Linked DNA regions of Homo sapiens: all the other regions are linked to region 1. A link is a contact called in ENCODE Hi-C or POLR2A ChIA-PET data. All regions are on one chromosome and are shown on one strand. Each heading gives the region's core, a stretch centred on a gene start or an enhancer-like site at or near the end of the contact. The rest is flanking DNA. Distances are from core to core; before and after follow the strand shown. Region 1 overlaps SFMBT2 (Scm like with four mbt domains 2). Region 2 holds the start of LINC02665 (long intergenic non-protein coding RNA 2665). Region 3 overlaps SFMBT2 (Scm like with four mbt domains 2). Region 4 has its middle 39 kb from the start of LINC02642.

What was found. A loop is a pair of places that touch in the nucleus more often than their neighbours do. ChIA-PET counts read pairs that join two places held with the same protein, here RNA polymerase II (POLR2A). Pooled maps may share reads with other maps.
Region 2: a loop to region 1 is called in a map of prostate gland, with 2.5 times the contacts of the local background. The contact joins the promoter of LINC02665 here to the enhancer-like site in region 1. A Hi-C loop is called at or near these places in 3 of 168 maps with a recorded cell type or tissue (prostate gland, sigmoid colon and transverse colon) and 3 of 50 pooled maps. POLR2A ChIA-PET finds 5 or more read pairs at or near these places in 1 of 52 experiments (H1).
Region 3: a map with no recorded cell type shows a loop between it and region 1 (3-fold over the local background). The contact joins two enhancer-like sites. A Hi-C loop is called at or near these places in 1 of 168 maps with a recorded cell type or tissue (PC-3), 2 of 37 single-sample maps with no recorded cell type and 10 of 50 pooled maps. POLR2A ChIA-PET finds 5 or more read pairs at or near these places in 3 of 52 experiments (PC-9 and activated naive CD4-positive, alpha-beta T cell).
Region 4: a loop to region 1 is called in a map with no recorded cell type, with 2.2 times the contacts of the local background. The contact joins two enhancer-like sites. A Hi-C loop is called at or near these places in 1 of 168 maps with a recorded cell type or tissue (sigmoid colon), 8 of 37 single-sample maps with no recorded cell type and 6 of 50 pooled maps.

Annotation. Positions count from the first base shown.
Region 1 is chr10:7,259,041-7,262,159 of GRCh38, forward strand. The region is part of intron 7 of SFMBT2 (Scm like with four mbt domains 2); the gene reads right to left. Among named protein-coding and RNA genes, the nearest start is that of SNORD129, 74 kb to the left of the region's middle. Within about 2 kb of position 1,616, at least 12 of the 41 ENCODE cell types and tissues checked have a DNase peak (open chromatin) inside an H3K27ac peak, as active enhancers do; they include prostate gland, where a contact is called at or near this core.
Region 2 is chr10:7,094,917-7,098,064 of GRCh38, forward strand. LINC02665 (long intergenic non-protein coding RNA 2665) reads left to right here and starts at 1,376. Exons shown (of 3, transcript NR_184104.1): 1 at 1,376-1,566; 2 at 2,210-2,437; 3 at 2,526-2,760. All of the region lies in intron 1 of LOC105376387 (a long non-coding RNA gene), which reads right to left.
Region 3 is chr10:7,387,385-7,390,480 of GRCh38, forward strand. The region is part of intron 1 of SFMBT2 (Scm like with four mbt domains 2); the gene reads right to left. Among named protein-coding and RNA genes, the nearest start is that of SFMBT2, 22 kb to the right of the region's middle. Within about 2 kb of position 1,392, at least 4 of the 41 ENCODE cell types and tissues checked have a DNase peak (open chromatin) inside an H3K27ac peak, as active enhancers do.
Region 4 is chr10:7,510,618-7,514,057 of GRCh38, forward strand. No RefSeq gene overlaps it. Among named protein-coding and RNA genes, the nearest start is that of LINC02642, 39 kb to the left of the region's middle. RefSeq lists a silencer at 2,114-2,223. Within about 2 kb of position 2,059, at least 2 of the 41 ENCODE cell types and tissues checked have a DNase peak (open chromatin) inside an H3K27ac peak, as active enhancers do.

The DNA.
Region 1 (3,119 bases), core at 366-2,865:
GAACCACACAATTTACAACAGGCAGGATGTGGTGGACGCTGAGGGGGCCCCTAAATGCATTAACTCAACTGCTGTCATGGAAACATGACGCCAGCATGCTTCACAGAAAGAAGCAAGAGCTGGGAAGGCGCAAAACTTCTCCACCCAGCAGTCTGAGCTTCTGTTTTGCCCTTCCCAGACACCAACGTGGAGGCCAGTAAACACAGAGAGCTTGCAAACCCCTCTACGTGCTCTGCCACAAGTGGGAAGCCTCCCCACTGGAAAGTGCCCACTGCCAAGCAGCCTGGACTGGATCTAATAACAGCTTCAGTCTCCAGAGCCTTCCTCACACCCCAGCTGCCCTCGGCTCCCTCCATCAACCACTTCCAGGTGAGAAACAGGGATGGTCAGCCTCAACACTATTGGCCTTTGGGGGCCAGAATCTTTGTTGGGGGGCTGTTCTGCCACTGTAGGATGTTGCAACTGCATCTCTGGGGTCTATCCACTAGATGCTGACTGCATCCCCCACCTGGGACAACTGAAATGTCTCCTGGCTTTGCCACATGTCCACTGAAGGGCACATGCCCCTGGCCCCTGAGTTGAGGACCACTGATTCAGATTCGGTTAAGAGAGAAGTCAGGTATCGCTGATGAGACACCTGACCTTGTGGTCTCCTCCCCCTACACTTCTGATGAGCTTCCTCAGCATCAGTGGATTCTCTCTGCCTCTGTCTCCAGCATTAACTCACTCTAGTACCCACCCTTCAGCCCCTTGGTGTGATCAGCAGTGCCAACCAACCCTGTTAATTTTGACTCACTCTGATGCTGTCTCAGCAAGAACTGGAAATTCACACTTACATTTGTGCCAGTCTACACTGCAGACCCGGTGCTGCCAGTCTACACTGCAGACCTGGTGCTGCTGTTACCCTCCCACTGCCTCCACTTTGAATGTCTAGTGTATAAGATTCAAAGATGCTGTTATGAATGACAGCAATAACCATAAACAATGGTGACCACAATATGGTGGTACAAGAGGTGCTTTGCATGCACAGGACAATAACAATAACTCAAGTACTCCTTAACCCACTGCCTACTACCACTATGGCAGCAATGGGTTCTCTGTTTGCAAGGAGTAAGCAATCATTTCCAACCTACAGACAAGCAGACCAGTCACCTGAAATGGTACTGGTCCCCAAGGAAGCCTTTATCTATTAAAGGGCCTTCTCACACAAAGACCAGACAGAAAACCCTACTCGACCTGGTATAAACCATAAGGAAATCCATTATCTCACACAGCAAAGGGGTCCAGAGAAAAGGCAAGTGAATAGAAAAGCCTGGTGAACAGAGCCATGAGCAATGTCAGAAATGGCCTCGGTTCTTTTCATCCTCCTCCTTCCACACCCTAAATATGACAGCTTTCCCCAGTCCAGCTCCTCCCTTGTGGGCTCAAGATGGCTGCAGAAACTCCAGGCCTCTCAGGCAGAGCAAGGCCCCCTCTTCCCTATGCTGCTTCTTCAAAGCAAGGAAACCTATTCCAGAAACTACCAGCAGATGTCCTCATTTATTACTGACCCAAATTGGTCACAAATCTCTCCCTAAGCCAATCACTGACAAGAAAAATGGGGCCACTCTTCCGGCTTACACCACTGGTTCTAATTCTACACAGGCGGCATCTACCACATTCCCCAGTGCAGACAGTTATTTGGCAAGGGGCAGGGGCAGTTGTCACTTAGTACAATAAAAAAATCATCCTGGCCAAAATCCCAGGAGAGCCCTCGTCAAAAGCAACTGAGTAATAAGGAGTTGAGCAACATACTCCAGTTCAAATACCATACTGAATAGGCAACACTGAATACTCTCAGAATTCATTTTCTGGTTCTTTGTTATAATAATACTGAGTTTGCGCAGTCTTTAAATACCCCAGTTTAACAAAGAAACATTAAAAAAAAAAAAGTGTGGCCTTGGGTTTGAGGTACGTCTGTGCATCCTGGCTCACCCATGGTCTCTCTGTATGAGGTATGACTAGAAATTAACTTCTCTGAGCCTGGCAATTCCTGAACTTAACCAGTAAGACTCCTGTGCCTCTCGAGTCAGGTTACTGTGGGGATGTGAGATAGTATATGCACAGTACCCAGCACAAGGTCTGCAGCCCGTGGGTGCGAATCACTAGAAACGCTCACCAATTCACTGCAACACTTTCCAATGAAGAATGGTTTTTGAGTTCCTATGATTCATCTATGGCTTCAATTATGTTTTTCCTTCGTACCTTTTTATGCTATCCCGAAAGGTCTGAAAGGTTAATGCATATTCCAAAAACGTCCTCAAGGTGAGTGGCTTATCACACAGAAAGCCAGGGTTTGTAACACTCTGGCCATGCCTTGGCTCCCTGTCCCATTGTTTATAGACCTGCAGTCTCTCAGAATCTTCGGATGCTCAGCAATGACTGAGGATCAGGGAGTGCATGAATCAGTACAGACTCACAGGCGAAATGACCAAATGTTCTGATCCCTTTGCCGGGTGGGGGTTACGTATGCAGGCATGTCTGGATGGATTTACTTTTAGGAGAATCCAGATGCCGGCAGGGAAAAGAATAAATCCTGTTGTGATCTAGAGACTTTGCAGGTCACCACAAGTGCAAGATCTTGTTAAATATTAAGGAGCTTTAAAGCAGGTTTCCACTCTCCTAAACTGAGCCTTTCCTTTCATCAAGTTGTTAAGTGCAGGACATCATATATTCATGTAAAGGTTTATCTGACATGTTCGTGCTGGCCTTTCTGGTTATAAATGGCACTGGCGACAAAACTGGAGGCAGATTTTATCTTATCCTTGACTTTATGTCATTGAGACAGGCAGATTCAAAGTAGGGTGGCTGGCGGAAGGACGGAAGAGAGAAAGCTCAGGAATGAACAGTCCCCACACCTTTTATTGACACCCAGCAAAGTAGGCCAGCCTCCTCAGTGTGCCCTCCCTGGGGGCAGGGGTGACAGCGCTGAAGGGCAAGGCCCGGTGGCATGGCCACACCACTGGGCTCCCCTTATTACATGGGGTCCTCATTTTCCATTAGCTCTCAAACCTCTGAAGTCCTAAAGTTAAAAGAGAGAAGCTCAAACTTCTCTTTACATCAGGTTTCTCCCTGGAGCA
Region 2 (3,148 bases), core at 126-2,625, 160 kb before region 1:
GTAAACTGGGCAAAGGATTTAAATAAACATTTCCCCAAAGAAGATGTACAGATTCCAATGAGCACGTGAAAAGATTCTCAGCATCATTAGTCACTAGGGAAATGGAAATCAAAATCACAGTAAGTTTCCATTTCACATCACTAGGATGGCTATAATTTCAAAAGAAAAAAGCAAAATTAACAAGTGATGGCAAGAAAGTTATCAGAATCCCCCTACATCGCTGGTATGAATATAAAATAGTGCAATCATTGTGAGAAAAATCTTGGCAGTTTCTCAAAATGCTAAACATAGATTTACCATATGACCCAGCAATTCTACTCCTAGGTATACACCCAAGAGAACTGAAAACACATCTTCACACAAGAACTTGTACAGGGATGTCCACAGCAGCATTATTCATCATAGGCAAAAAGTAGAAACAACCAGATGTCCACTGACTGCTGAATGAATAAATAAAATGTAGTGTATACATACAATGGAATAAAAAGAAACAAAGTACTCCTCCATGCTGAAACACAGATGAATCTTGAAAAAATTATTCTAAGTGAAAGCAGCCAGACATAAAAGACCATGTATTATATGATTACATTTATATAAAGTGGCAAGAATAGGCAAATCCATAGAAGTACATTAGTGGTGGCCAGAGACTAGGAGGAGGAAGTTTGGGAGTGACTGCCAATGGTGTGGAGTTTCTTTGGGGAAGGCTAGAAATCTTCAAGAATGAGAGTGTGAGGGTTGCGCAGCATTGTGAGTACACTAAAACCACCTTGATGCACACTTACAAATGTGAAAAGTATAAAACCATACACTGCGGATTTTATGTTATATAAATTTTATATCAATAAAAGTAACGTGGCAGGGCACCGTGGCTCATGCCTGTAATCCCAGCACTTTGGGAGACCAAGACAGGTGGATCACTTGGGGTCAGGAGTTCGAGACCAGCCTGCCCAACATGGTGAAACCGTGTCTCTACTAAAAATACAAAAATTAGCTGGGCGTGGTGGTGCACACCTGTAGTCCCAGCTACTGGGGTGGCTGAGGCAGGAGAATCGCTTGAACTCGAGAGGCAGAAGATCGCACCATTGCACTCCAGCCTGGGTGACAGAGCAAGACTCCATCTCAACAAAAAGAAAAAAAGGTAATTACAAAATACAAACAAAGAAGGCTTAGCCCCATTATCACCAAGTACCCTCTAAACTAACCATCTTAACTAACTTAACCAGAACAGAACCGAGCTCTATGGAGACAGCTGTTCAGAAAAGGCAGAATTTTAGCCTCTTTCCTTTGTGAAGTAAGTATGAGTTCACAGGAGGCTCTTCCCACGTATTGACTACCTTTCTCCAGTGCTGTACCACGTACGGATGGACAATAAAAATGCCACTAACCTCTCCTCTATATTTTTTCCAGGGATAATTCTGATACAAAAAAAAAAAAAGCATTGTTGGTAGCATGCATTGGGTGTTCAATAAATGTCACCAGTCAGGAATAAATGTCACCAGTCAAGAATAATCATGAAGGAAAGACAGGAAAGTGGGTGCCTTGAGGAGGCTCTGGAAAAGAGATAAGGTGAGACGTTTGCTTCTTTGTATCTTGTGTTAGTTCCTTTCCAAGATGCAAATCCTCCCCATCATATGCTCGCTAAAAGCCCTGCTCCATGTTAGAAACAGCCCTCAAAGTTTACCTGAGCCCAAGGCCGCATGGGTGGAGTTGGCGCCTGGTTGCCCCGGCCAACTCCGGGGCTTCTCGGAAAGGGGAGAGCCTCCTCACATCCCACATCGCCCAAGGACCTGAGATGGCCCCCTCTAGGGAGGACTGTTCTCCTGGGAGGAAGGAACCGCTTGTCGAGAGGGAAGGAAGTGAGGAGTGAATTTGTCAGGGGAGGGAGCTTGATGACACCGTATTCCAAGAGAAAGCAGTGGCATTAAAGGCACTGGAGGTGTTGCACAGGGAGTTTAAGACTTCTGAGGGCAGCCGTCACCTACCCCACAATTCTGCCTCAGCCTGGCCCTGCGCATCATCTCCTAAGGGGAGGTGGCCTCGGGCTCCAGAAATAAATAGCACGGTCCCGGCACTCTCTACTTTAAACTCTCCACTCCGGCCACGGTGAGCAGCCCCTCACGCCCCACCCGTGACTCTTTCTTCACCTCCGTTCCTGTGTGACCTCAAACAAGTCCTCAGTGTCTTACCCTCGGTTTCTTCTTCTCCCCAGTGGGGCTAATAGCACTGGCCCAGAGGCCATGTAGTGGAGAACTTCCAATCTCCCAGCACACCACCTGGGGGACGGTGCATCCTCCTGGAAAGTGAACCACACACACAGCTCCACTGGAAACAGGAGACTTCCGCCAAACATGAGACAAGGGGCCTGGAATATTTCAGTTGTGTCCTATTAGGTGCTCCGCTAACATTCTGCTTTCTCTTCTGAGCCGTCAATACGCTGGTAAGTATTCACTTACAGCCTATGCTCCCCAACGGACTACAAAATCCAGCAGGTGCCACGGAACTCACGGTCACTGCTCCATTCCCAGCCCCAGCACGGGTGGAAGATGCCCCCTACACATTTCAAGCCGACTAATCACAGGGGAAGAAACACGGCTTGTTTTAACCGCTTTCTACGGGCTTCTTATGCCTTCAGTCTGCGCGTTCCTGCAGAGTCACCTCTGAAGGGGGAACCAGATTATCCAAAGCTTCTGGCTCTCATACCAGGTGGGCTTATGTAAACTGTCTCAGGGTCCTCATTCGTAAATAAAGGACTTAAACTACGTGGTCTCTGAAGTCTTCCTTCAGTTCCCCCATGGGAAGCCACAGGCTAGGTTTTCAAAGTCACTCACGGCTCCTTAATTCATTTGAAGCAATTGCATCCAGCATCAGGGCTGGACTGTGGATGACCGGCAAGACAATAGAGCAGAGATTTAGGAAAGGAAGGATGATTTAGATATTCCCATGGTGGGAAAAATAGTAACTGAGCAAATAAGAAGACTAAAGTTCTCTACTGACAGAGAAAAGATGAAATGGGGGTGATTTCCCACATTTCCAAATAAGAGGTGAGCAGACATGGAGGTCTGCTGCCAGTGCCTCCGGGAGCCCAGCTCCTCCAGCGGGGTTCTCTCCAGATCCTTGCAGACCCCAAACAGAGAGATGATGGGGCCTG
Region 3 (3,096 bases), core at 142-2,641, 130 kb after region 1:
GGGGACAGACATATAAATACCAGTGGCTGCCAGCAAGGACAAGTGGCTGCTAAAAGCAAGTCTGTCCGTCCAACCGCACACATAACCACCACCAAGTCCACCAAGAATGTACCTGGAATCCCACGAAGGACAAGATGCAAATATCAACAAGGATAGGAAGGCGAGCTTGGGTGGGCCGGGGGGTGCATCAAAGCGGAACAGAAAATTAGGAGAGGCTCAAGAGGAAATGCCCAGAGGAGCCGAGGATAAGAGGAAACCAAAGGAGGATGGGCATGGTGGCTCACGTCTGTAATCCCAGCACTTTGGGAGGCTGAAGCGGGCAGATCACTTGAGGCCAGGAGTTTGAGACCAGCCTGGCCAACATGGCGAAACCCTGTCTCTATTAAAAATAGGAAAAAAAAAAAAAAAAACCAATTAGCTGGGTATGGTCGTGTGCACCTGTAATCCCAGCTACTCAGGAGGCTGAGGCAGAAGAATTGCTTGAACCCGGGAGGCAGAGGTTGCAGTGAGTTGAGATGGCTCCCACTGCACTCCAGCCTGGACGACAGAGCAACTCTGTTTCAAAAAAAAAAAAAAAAGGTAGAAAAGCCATTAAACGTGGAGGTACCAGCAGCAAACAGCATGGCAGACCCTTGGGAAAAAGTCTAAGGTGCCTCAAGGGAGAGGGTGGGAGACAGGAACGTGGAGCAAGCGGCATCACGCCCATTCATCCCCAAATATGTACTGATCCCCCATTCCATGTCAGGCACTGTTCCAGGCATGCGAAGGCATCTGTAACAAAACAAAACAAAAAATTCCTGCCCTGGTAGAGATCTCATCCTAATTGGGAGAAAGAGCCAATGGAGTTTTTTTTTTTTTTAATTAGTAGGTGATATAGCCTGTTAGATGGTGATAAGTGCTATAGGGAAAAATGAAGCAGAAAAGATCAGGCAAACAAAGAAGGATGATGATGATGATGATGATGATGATGATGATGATGATGATGATTGAGATGGAGTATTTGCTCTTGTTCACCCAGGCTAGAGTGCAATGGCCCAATCTTGGCTCACTGCAACCTCCACCTCCCAGGTTCAAGCAATTCTCCTGCCTCAGTCTCCCGAGTAGCTGGGATTACAGGTGCACCTGACCATACCCAGCTAATTTTTTTTTTTTTTTTTTTTTTTTGTATTTTAGTAGAGACGGAATTTCACCATGTTGGCCAGGCTGGTCTCAAACTCCTGGCCTCAAGTGATCTGTCCGCCTCTGGCTCCCAAAGTGCTAGGATTATAGACATGAGCCACCACACCCCACCAGAAGGATGATAATTATTTACATGACAGTCAGGCAAGACCTCAGGAAGTGATATCTGAACAAAGACTTGGGGTGAGAACAGAGAGGCAGGCTGAGCCCAGGTGAGAAGAGAATGTTTGCTACAGTAAGGGCCCGAGCCCTGCGTGTCACTCTGCAGATGGAGTGGATGTGGCAGGGTGTTCCAGGAAGTGAAATGATCAGGTTTGTTTCAGAAAAAGCACTCAGGGAGCCATAGGCGAGATGGATGAATGGAAACAAACTAAAAACATGGAAGTGCAGGCAAGGGTGTGAACTAAGACAGTGGAGAAGAAATGAAGGGAACAGGTCCAAGAAGTATTTGAGAGGCCCCATCAACAGAACGCCGTAGAAATTATGTTAACAAAATGCAATCTTTTCACAGCACACAGTCACAGTTCCTAGAATAAATTACTTCACTTTCCACAGCAACTAATGGAACCTATGCAGTGTCTGTGGAAACAGATAATTCTTGGGGAAACCTATCAAATATGAGAATAATAACCCACTTCACAGGAATTTCTATTTACATTCAATGGGATGTTTTTGGGGGGTTAGAGGGGCAAATCTTGGTGGTGACAACTGCTCCACCCATAAGCTTTGCAAAATAGAAACAGTATATTTTTAAAAAGCCTTTTCCTAACTACAACACCCTAACCCCCCAAAAAGGCTATTATTAAAAGAAAGCGTATTTCCTTTTGTTTCTTAAGCTATACGTAATTTCAAGAACAAAGTAAAAGTGTCTATTAATTAAAGTAACAGTTTTTTCCAAAGACAATACAAAAAACATTCAGAAGACTGGGCTTATAAAAGGTAACTTCCTGTTTTATACAATACACTTTGTGGTTTTGTACAAAGTTAACTCTACTATAATAGGCTCCTTTTGTCTCTGTTGGACAACAGAATTCTAGTACTGGAACTTCTTACAAGAGTTGTCTTGGACCAGTGAAAAGAACAGAGAGCTTGCAGAATAAGGGAATAACAAGCTATGTGGCTGTGTGACATAAACAAATTACTTAACCTCTCTACTCCTTGAATTTCTCATCAGTTCAATCAGAAAGCTTGATGAGATGCAATCACCCCTTTCAAATCTAAAATTTTATCAATCCAGGTGTTATTATGATTCATTGTACATTTTCTGCATTCAGATTATCCCTTTATGTTTGAAGCAAATTTAATACAATAAGCATCCTCCCCTCTCAACCCTATCTTTCCTTCTCCTTTCACTTGAGGTATAGTCAAAGAATAGAGTAATGCTAGCACAGGCTAAGCAAAGCCTTGTTAGGAAGAACACGAGTGAGAAAGAACATGCATTAGATATTACTCTTCAACTAGCCAAACATAACTGGGGGCTCATTATCTATGTTGAATGCATCTAGACCAGCACTGCCTGATCTATATCTGCTTGGTCCAGTACAGTAACCACTAGCCACACGTTGGCTACAGTGCACTGGAAGCGTATCTAGTACTGTTGAGGACCTGAATTTTAATTTTAATGACCTTGAATTGAACTAGGCACATGTGGGTAGAAGGTGGGCAGCCCAGCAAGCCACTGCACTGGAGAGCCGTATTTGAGGGCTTGGAACATGTCCTAAACAACCATCAATTCTTGGCTGTCTTAAAAGTTTTAATGTAATAATGTCAAGCTAGTTAAAACTCATGAATTTTTAAATCTAAGAAACTTCAAAAGGAGACTTAACAGTTTCCCCCTAATATTCCACAAATGATTCACGGCAAACTTCCTAACACAGCATAGGTTTTTATTAAATCAGCTGCATTTTTATATCAATG
Region 4 (3,440 bases), core at 809-3,308, 250 kb after region 1:
AGGGCTTTAGGGAGGGGGAGCTTATCACAGGCTCAGAATGTTTCTGTATGAAGGAGAGTTTTATTGTAGGTTTGGAATGTCTCTGGTTGGAGTTGGGGTTATCTCAGGGTTGGCATGTTTCTGGTCGGAGCAGGTTTTCTAAGGGTTGAAATGTTTCTGTTCATGCTGACATTAGCCATCAGGCTGATGTTTTGGGGCTGGATTTAGGGGAACTTAAAATGGCAGTGTTTGTCCAAGATGGCGATGCTCCTGATGTGTCAAATAGGAAGGGGCACAATTGCTGGATCCCATGGTAACTGTATATTTAGCTTGGTGAGAAACTGCCAAACTGTCTCCAAAGTGGCTGCACCATTTTGCATTCCCAGCAGCAGTGAATGAGAGTTCCTGTTGCTCCACCTCCTCACCAGCAATTTATGTTGTCAGTGCTCTGGATTTTGGCCATTCTAACAGGTATAATATAATAGTGTGTAGTGGGAACTCACTGTTGTTTAATATGTATTTCCATGATGATATATGAGGAGGAGCATCTTTTCATATGTTTCTTTGCCATCTGTGTGCTTTCTTTGGTGAGGTGTCTGTTCAGATATTTTGTCCATTTTTAACCAGGTTTTTTATTCTCTTATAGTTGAATTATAAGAATTCTTTGTATATTTTGGATAATGATTCTTTATTAGATGTGACTTTTGCTATGTTTTCTCCCAGTCTGTGGCTTGTCTTCTCATTCTTTTGACAGTGTCTTTCTCAAAGTACAAGTTTTAGTTCTAATGAAATTCAGCTTCTCAGTTACTTCTTTCATAGATCATGCCTTTGGTGTTATATCTAAAATGTCATCACCAAACCCAAGGTCATCTAGATTTTCTCCTATTTTTTATGGTTTTGCTTTTACATTTAGGGTCTATGATCCATTTTGAATTACTTTCACACAGGATGTATGGTCTGTGTCTATATTCTTTTTCTAAAAAACATGTGGATGTCCAGTTTTTCCTGTAACATTTACTGAAAAGACTAGTGCAGTGTTCTGATTTTTTAAATACCTTTTTCCAGAAGACTTCCTTCACTTTAGTCAAGAAAGGACATAACACCAACACACAGTTCCGGAAAAGCTGTTTTCTGCAGATAAGGCTAAACGGCATGATCTAATTATGTCTGATGTTCTGGGTCTGTCCTGGGATAAAATCTAGAGTATTGGTTCCCCAGACTGTACCACTGATTAAAATCATCTGGCACACGTCACTCCTGGCTCTGCTTCTGTGTTCTGCCTCTTCGCCGTGTTTCCAAGATCTACTCCTATTCCAAGGTCTTGAACACCATCTACTCACTCCTCAGTGACTTCAGCTGCACATAGACGCCTAGGACAGTGCTTGCCTTTATCACTCACATAGTATAGAATGTTTCATGATACTTGAAGCACAAACTCCTCTCTCTCCTACTGGAAAAGATAACTATCTCTCCCACTCAACTATGTTTCTTGGTGGCAGGGACAATATCATTAATTCTTTGTATTCAATACAATTCTTAGTACAGAACACACACCTTAATACAGCAGTCCCCAACCTTTTTGGCACCAGGGACTGGTTTTGTGGAAGACAATTTTTCCACAGACAGTGGAGGGGAGATGGTTTCGGGATGATTCAAGTGCTTTACATTTATTGTGCACTTTATTTCTACTGTTATTACCTTGTAATATATATAATGAAATAATCATACAACTCATCATCATGTAGAATCAGTGGGAGCCCTGAGCTTGTTTTCCTGCAACTAGACAGTCCCATCTGGGGGTGATGGGAGACAGCAACAGATCAACAGGCATTAGATTCTCATAAGGAGTGCACAACCTAGACCACTCACATGTGCAGTTCACAAATAGGGTTTGCTCTTGTGTGGGAATCTAATGCTCCTGCTGATTAGGCAGGAGGTGCAGGTGGACAGCTTCCTCAGAGGGATAAGGGCAACTTGTCCGTTGTCACAGAAAGGAAGAAAGAAATAGGAGGGACGCAGCTGCAAGCCCGTGTGTTGTTCCATGGCAGGAAGTCGAAGAGGGTCTCAGGGACAGGAGGTGGAGCTCAGGCGGTAACATGAGCCATGGGGAGTGGCTGTAAATACAGATGAAGCTCACTCCCCACTCACCTCCTGCTGGGTGGCTCAGTTCCTAACAGGCCACCTGTCCGCTAGTGGTTCATGGTTCAGGAGTTGGGGACCCCTGCCTTAATACATGCTTGTTAGTTAATTGATTGATTGGGAAAGTTCTCGTGAAAAAGAATGAGTGAGAAGCTGCTGACCTGTGAAAACCTTTGTACTAACATGATCTTTTAAATACCACAAAGGAAACTGTGACTTTATCAAAGCAATTAAATCCAAATTCTTTTTCTTGGTAAATGTGTTACTTTGCAAATGTCAAATGTGCAACCAGGAGGTTGTCAAACAAAAATGTGTTTGCTGCAATGTATATTTAGTGTGTATATATACACATGTATGCATATTTATGTGCTTGTATATGTATATACATGTTTGTATATGTATATACATATATTTATATATGTATATACATGTTTGTATATGTATATACATATATTTGTATATACATGTTTGTATATGTATATACATATATTTATATATGTATATATATTTATATATGTATGCATGTGTGTAGACTAGAAAAATATTAATCCTTGCAATTTTTCATTTATAAATCATTACCCTAGTAATTACCCTAGTAATGATTTATAAATTAGTCCAATTTTCAAAGTTAAATATGTGAACTTAATGGGTACCATTCATTTACTCACAAATATTGAATGAGGTTAGTACAAGGCTGGCATGGACCCTCTTCTCAAGACCCATTTAAAGGATGTTGCTATCATAGAAATGTATTTGGAAGTCATTAATACAAAATCAAAAGAAAGCCTTTGAAGTGTATTTTTTGTCTATTCAGAAAACCTGTCTGACAATTTTTTAAAATGCACACGTCCCATCCTCACGAGGTTATTTTCCCTTCTGGCCTAGCCCAGCACTGTTTGTTTAGTGTTACGCATATCCCTGGACTATTTAACACAGCTCCTGCTCAGTATAATGTCTTGTTTCCTGTGTGCAGATAAATGCACCACTTTTTAACAACATGTTGTAGCATTAGAGATTGCCAGCTTCAACAATGTAAGTTTTTTTTTTTCCCCATGTAGCCAGGAACTGGATCAATAAAGTAAAAGTATAATGACTTTCCCTGCTTTATTTTAGTAGGTTATGTGATACTATTTGCTTTTTCAGTGTTAGTCAATATTGGTGTCTCCAGGGAGGAGGAGCTGATATCTCTTCCCTAAATCCATTTCTCCACAATCTTAAATTAAAAGGATAAGACAAAGCCAAGACAAAGGACATGGACTGGTGCTGCGGATTTTTTAAGTGGTTCTCAAACAAATGATAGGTCTGCCTAATTTCCAGCATGG